2 separate regions of the Homo sapiens genome follow, and region 2 is linked to region 1. A link is a contact called in ENCODE Hi-C or POLR2A ChIA-PET data. All regions are on one chromosome and are shown on one strand. Each heading gives the region's core, a stretch centred on a gene start or an enhancer-like site at or near the end of the contact. The rest is flanking DNA. Distances are from core to core; before and after follow the strand shown.

Region 1 (2,624 bases), core at 68-2,567:
TCTTAAATCATAATTTCACTGTGACATCAGGTTCATTTTTAAGGAACATTTTTATTTCATGGACAGGCAGGCAGCCATTCACTCTAATATGCAGATTCTGTTTTCATAAAGATGTTCCAAGTAAGAAAAATAGCTAAAAGTGGAATGCAAGCCAAATTCATATTAAATAAAATGTTTTCTGACCTCATTTAAAATGTAGCAAGAGAATATGTACATGTGAATGAAAAAAATTAAACATTTTACTTTTTCAAGTCACTTACGTGGCATTTTATTTACAAGTTGTTGTCATCCTGTATGGGGGCCAATACACCCCACTTAAAAACTGAAATCCTTCTTCCTAATTATGGTACACTTCAATTTCTATATTTAACACCTTTTAAATAACTGTTGATCTTAACGCTATATATTGGCCACCCCCACCCCCACCCCACCCCCCGAAGAAACACCCTGGGAATAAGATTTTAGTATTTTGAGCTACAGGGAGACATCGTTTTTAGAAACTCTCCTGCCTCCTCGGCCCTGCTGGCCGGCTTGTGGGCGATGAAAACAAACTTTAATCACTTCCAGAGATTCGGGTCAGGGTTCACACGCTCCAGCCTGGGAACCACCAGCCGGAAGGGAGAAGCAGTGCCTGCAGGACTAAAGGTTCTGTTCAGAACGAGGGAGGGACCTGAGAACGAAATCTAGAATTTTAACAAGCCTTGAAGAGTGCCAGGACTTAGACCCTGTGTCTGCCGTCCTCTCGGCTCGGATAGGTGGGGAATTTTCTCGAGGGGAAAGTAGTAGATCGTTTCACAGCGCAGCCCTCAGCTACAGATGCGTGCCTCTTTAAAAATACAGAGCAACCGGTCAATTAACCTGGGAGGCGAAACTCACGCAACGCCACCGGCAAGAACTGTCCACACAAAGCCAGCGGAGTGAGCCGCACCGCGTCGGAACGCGGTTTCCGATGCGGCTGCTGCCAGGGAGCGGGGCCGGCCCCCCACGCGGAGGGGCAACTTAGCGTTCGGGCGGCGCAGAAGCCCCGTCTCCTCGCTGCGGTGCACTCTCCTTCCCGGGGACCCCCGCCGCCCGCGCCGCCCCTCCCCCCGACCCCGCTCCCCGGCCCCCTCCCCCTGCCCCGCACACAATGGCGCCCCCCGAGCTCCCGCCACGGTCCTGGCGCCGGCCGCGCCGCCGCTCCGCGCACAAAGGAGGGCGCACGGGTTTCCCGAGCGCGGCCGGCCTCAGGTGCTCCGCGCGCATCCCGGGCCGCAGCGGGCCGGACCGGGGGGCGCGGGCGGGGGCGCGGGCCGGGACTTACTTTCTCGATGGTCCCGGGGAGCAGGCGCTCCAGCAGCCTGCAGAGGACCACCCCATCCTTCAGCGACGCCTGCAGAAAGCCCTCCGGGTCCGAGATGGTTTTTTTGGGCGACTCCAGCACCCCCAGAGTGATGAGCCACGTAACGGTTTGCTCGGCGGAATTCATCGCTGCGGCCCGGGAGGCAGGCGGGGAGGGGCGCGCGCCTTCACCTCGGAGCGGCGGCCCGGCCCGCGGCCCCCGCCGCCGCCGCCGCCGCCTCGCCCATCGAGCGGCCGGCGCCGGCGATTGGCTCGGCGCGGCCCAGCAGGTCCGGCCCGGCCCGCTTCTCCGTGCGCCCCGGCCCGCTGTCAGGCGCCTTCTCAGGAGCGGCTCGGGAACCTGCGGGCGCCCGCCGCCGCCCCCCGGCCTCGGCCGCCGTCGCCCAATGACATCACCGCCAGGAGAAGAAAGACGCGGCCGTCCGCCCGGCCCGCGCCCGGCCCGCGCCGCCCCGCGCCCTGCGCAGCCTCCGCTCCAGGCCGTGCGCGGGGCGGCGGCGGCGGCTGGGAGCGGGCGGGGAAGGGAAAGGGGAAGGGGAGCGGGGAGCGGATGGGGAGGGAGCCGGGGGTGGGGGCGGGCGCGCACCTGCGCTTACCTGCCCCGGGCCCGCCGTGCGCCCCGCGCCCCTGGCCGGGGCACTCGGAAGCCTTTGTTTATGTTTTGAATTCGTGAGCGTTGAAATGATGAAGTACTTCCCAGAATGCTCTTTTTATTTTTGCCGGTTTTATTTCAAGGTGGCGGGGACAGGCTGAAAACGAGACGTTTGTTTCGCTTTGCTACCTTGCAAGCCGGTCATGACGGAACAGAAATGATGGTTCCATCTGAAGCCATATGGGTCTGAATCGGGAGGAACCGACTCTCCGGAGCGCGGCGCCGACCTCACCGGCAGGGCAGGGGCCTGCGCGACTCTGCTCTAGACGGACGGTGACGCTTCAGACCCTGCCGGGGGAAGGTCAAGGAAACGGCGTGGCCTGAAGTGGGGCTGTGCAGAGGGCCGGGCCGGGCCGGGCCGGGCGCCTGGCTGCGTCTCGGGGACGCCGAAGATCTGGGCTGTGAAAGCAGCAGGCCGAACCTGGAGAGCCCAGACGGCAAGTGTCGCGTCATGCGCGAGCTTCCTCGAACAACTGATGACACGCACACATTGACATGCGAGGAAGAAATGGAGCCTCTTCTTAAAAGGACACGAGTCTCCACTCACTCCATCCACTGTCCCTGGGCGCTCCCCCAGTTTGCTCGCTATGACCCGCGGGCAGTTTAACAAGCAAAGCACTTAGTCTATGCC
Region 2 (2,624 bases), core at 59-2,558, 33 kb before region 1:
AATCTTCACTTAATGCTTTTTTCAGGACTTTATGTATTTGTTATTACTGTGCTATACAGTATAAAGCATGTTCACAGTATTCCGTGTTATGTGAGTACTGTATATGTATGTGTATTGTGTGCATGTGTGTACTTATGACTGAGAATTAAACTAGTACAGTCATAGGAGTACATAATGCTGTAACTGAAACACAGTGTTTATTATAAAGAAATACTGCATATGAGTACTTGTAAGAAATTTATATTAAATAAGCTATCTTCAAACAAAAATACACATAAAACAAGGTTATGTATTGATTGGTTGGCAAAATGTTCTGGCCAGAGTCTTCGTGGATCCTAACGCTATATTTCTCCTCAGAGCAGTGTTGCATTTGTCAGTAATTCAATGATCAAGGTAACTTTCTAGAACATAACTACCACAAATAATGATAATTGACTCTACATTTAAGAGTATTAAGCCATAAGAATCTAATTGCTATGATTTTTTTCTGAACTGAGTTAACACAACTATTATGAGTACACAAATGATGAAAACAATATGTTACCATTTTTATAAATTATTACATATAAAAAGCAAAGTTTTATCTGGAAGTGTATTTCTTTTTCTTTTCTTTTCTTTTTTTTTTTCAGAGATAGTGGTCTCACTATGTTGCCCAGGCTGGACTTGAACTCCTGGGCTCAAGCAATCTGCCCGCCTCAGACTCCCAAAGTGCTGGGATTACAGGCGTGAGCCATCGCACCCGGACAGAAATGGTTTTTTTAATGAAATGTATAGGGCTTTTTTTTTAGTTTGTTAATTTACCCCTGAATGACTATCACTTTTTGCTAGAGTGAGGTATGGCCCAGCATCGCTTGTTTTCCTGTCTTGGAGGATTTTTATGCAAACCCGGAAAAACTTTGTTCACAAAAATAAATACTTGAAAACGCAAGGAGATTTGTCATGATATATCTTAACTCTTTGAAGTCTTCTGAGTTACATGGACAAAGTCCAGATATGGTCTCTCGTAAGTTAAAAATATTTTAAATCATTTATTAACATCTTGATTAGGTCTCCTTTGATTTCTGTGAAAGCTAAGAAGTGGAAACCCCTGAGTAGCAACATTTCAGTCGTTAAAGTCATTGACTTCTTAATACCATCAATATTTCTCATTGTCTCTTTGTTACATAGCCTGGAAGTTTTCCATCTTGCAGCAGTGCACCTCAGGAAGATGACAGGTGCAAAGTCTGCCTTTCTGTATGAATTGGGAGAATGGCCATCATGAGAGAGGAGATGGGACGGCCCAACCAGCTTCATGTCTTCCATGGCTTGGCACCTTCTAAGGCTAGTCAGTTTTAGGTGACTGTGTATGTAAGTTGAGGGTCTGGAAGTGGATTCCCTTAAAACCATCCTGTGCCTGCATATCCCTTGAAAAATATTTCTGTACATGTACATGGGTACCTGTAGCAAGCTAGGTCAAAGAACACTGTACCTAAAACATACTTGTTTGGAAAACTGTAATGTCAAAGAGTCAAAACTTTATAGTAAGTAGTGCCTGGCTGTATAACAAATATGTTGTGTCACACTGGACAAGTCACTTGACCCCTTGGGTCTATGCCTTTGTCCCTGATTTAAGGCTAACACATCTTTTTGCACAGAGTGGCTGGGAGGATGAAATGGGTAATAAATTAATCCAGCAATATTGGGCTTAGACTCCATGGCAGATGATGGCATAAGCACGGTGAATGCAAAGAGTGAGACGCACAGAAGCTTGCACACAGCATGGCAAGTGTGGCCACGGAGATGTAGACTCAGCACTACAGAAGCATGGCAGAGGGAAACCTAAATTCTGCAGAGATAGGGCAGGGCTAGAGGCTTAACCAGCATAAAAGGTGACCTCGGCTGGGCACGGTGGCTCACGCCTGTAATCCCAGCACTTTGGGAGGCCGAGGCGGGCGGATCACGAGGTCAGGAGATCGAGACCATCCCGGCTAAAACGGTGAAACCCCGTCTCTACTAAAAATACAAAAAATTAGCCGGGTGTAGTGGCGGGCGCCTGTAGTCCCAGCTACTTGGGAGGCTGAGGCAGGAGAATGGCGTGAACCCGGGAGGCGGAGCTTGCAGTGAGCCGAGATCCCGCCACTGCACTCCAGCCTGGGCGACAGAGCGAGACTCCGTCTCAAAAAAAAAAAAAAAAAAAAAAAAAGGTGACCTCTGAGTTGGAAGGGTGAAGAGGCAAATGGAACTGCATCTCAAAGGTGTGCCATTTTGGCAGTCCAGGGTGTTCTCAAGGATGGCGAGTAAAAAAGGGCAGCTGAGATCATGGGTGAAGCTGTGGTGGAAAAACATGTTTGGAATATTGTGATACAAACAAGATGGCTGAAAGTCCCTTTAATATTTCGCTGAAGAAGCTATACAAACGAATGGTCAGTGAGCACGTGAAAAACAGTTCAATCTCTTTAGTCATTAGGGAAATGCAAATTAAAACCACAGATAACACTGCACCCCACCAGAATGGATCAAATGGAAAGGGCTGACAATATATCAAGTGTTGGCAAGGATGTAAAGTAACTGGAATTCCCAGACACGACTAATGGGAGTGTAAATGGTATGCTTAGAAAACTGGCCGTTTCTTGCAAAGTTAAATA

The links. Hi-C counts contacts between places; a loop is a spot of excess contacts on that map. ChIA-PET counts read pairs that join two places held with the same protein, here RNA polymerase II (POLR2A). Pooled maps may share reads with other maps.
Region 2: a loop to region 1 is called in a map of tibial artery, with 4 times the contacts of the local background. The contact joins the promoter of ARHGEF7-AS1 here to the promoter of ARHGEF7-AS2 in region 1. A Hi-C loop is called at or near these places in 18 of 168 maps with a recorded cell type or tissue (B cell, HepG2, IMR-90 and 12 more), 13 of 37 single-sample maps with no recorded cell type and 34 of 50 pooled maps. POLR2A ChIA-PET finds 5 or more read pairs at or near these places in 5 of 52 experiments (WTC11, activated CD4-positive, alpha-beta T cell and common myeloid progenitor, CD34-positive).

Annotation. Positions count from the first base shown.
Region 1 is chr13:111,114,371-111,116,994 of GRCh38, reverse strand. It overlaps ARHGEF7-AS2 (ARHGEF7 antisense RNA 2), which reads left to right and starts at 1,317. Exons shown (of 2, transcript NR_046667.1): 1 at 1,317-1,448; 2 at 2,077-2,624. ARHGEF7 (Rho guanine nucleotide exchange factor 7) reads right to left here and starts at 1,685. Exons shown (of 22, transcript NM_001354046.2): 1 at 1,304-1,685. The coding sequence starts at 1,468. RefSeq lists a silencer at 1,723-1,812.
Region 2 is chr13:111,147,249-111,149,872 of GRCh38, reverse strand. It overlaps ARHGEF7-AS1 (ARHGEF7 antisense RNA 1), which reads left to right and starts at 1,308. Exons shown (of 3, transcript NR_046516.1): 1 at 1,308-1,347. The region is part of intron 1 of ARHGEF7 (Rho guanine nucleotide exchange factor 7); the gene reads right to left. It overlaps LOC101060553 (a long non-coding RNA gene), which reads left to right. Exons shown (of 2, transcript NR_120398.1): 2 at 1,168-1,676.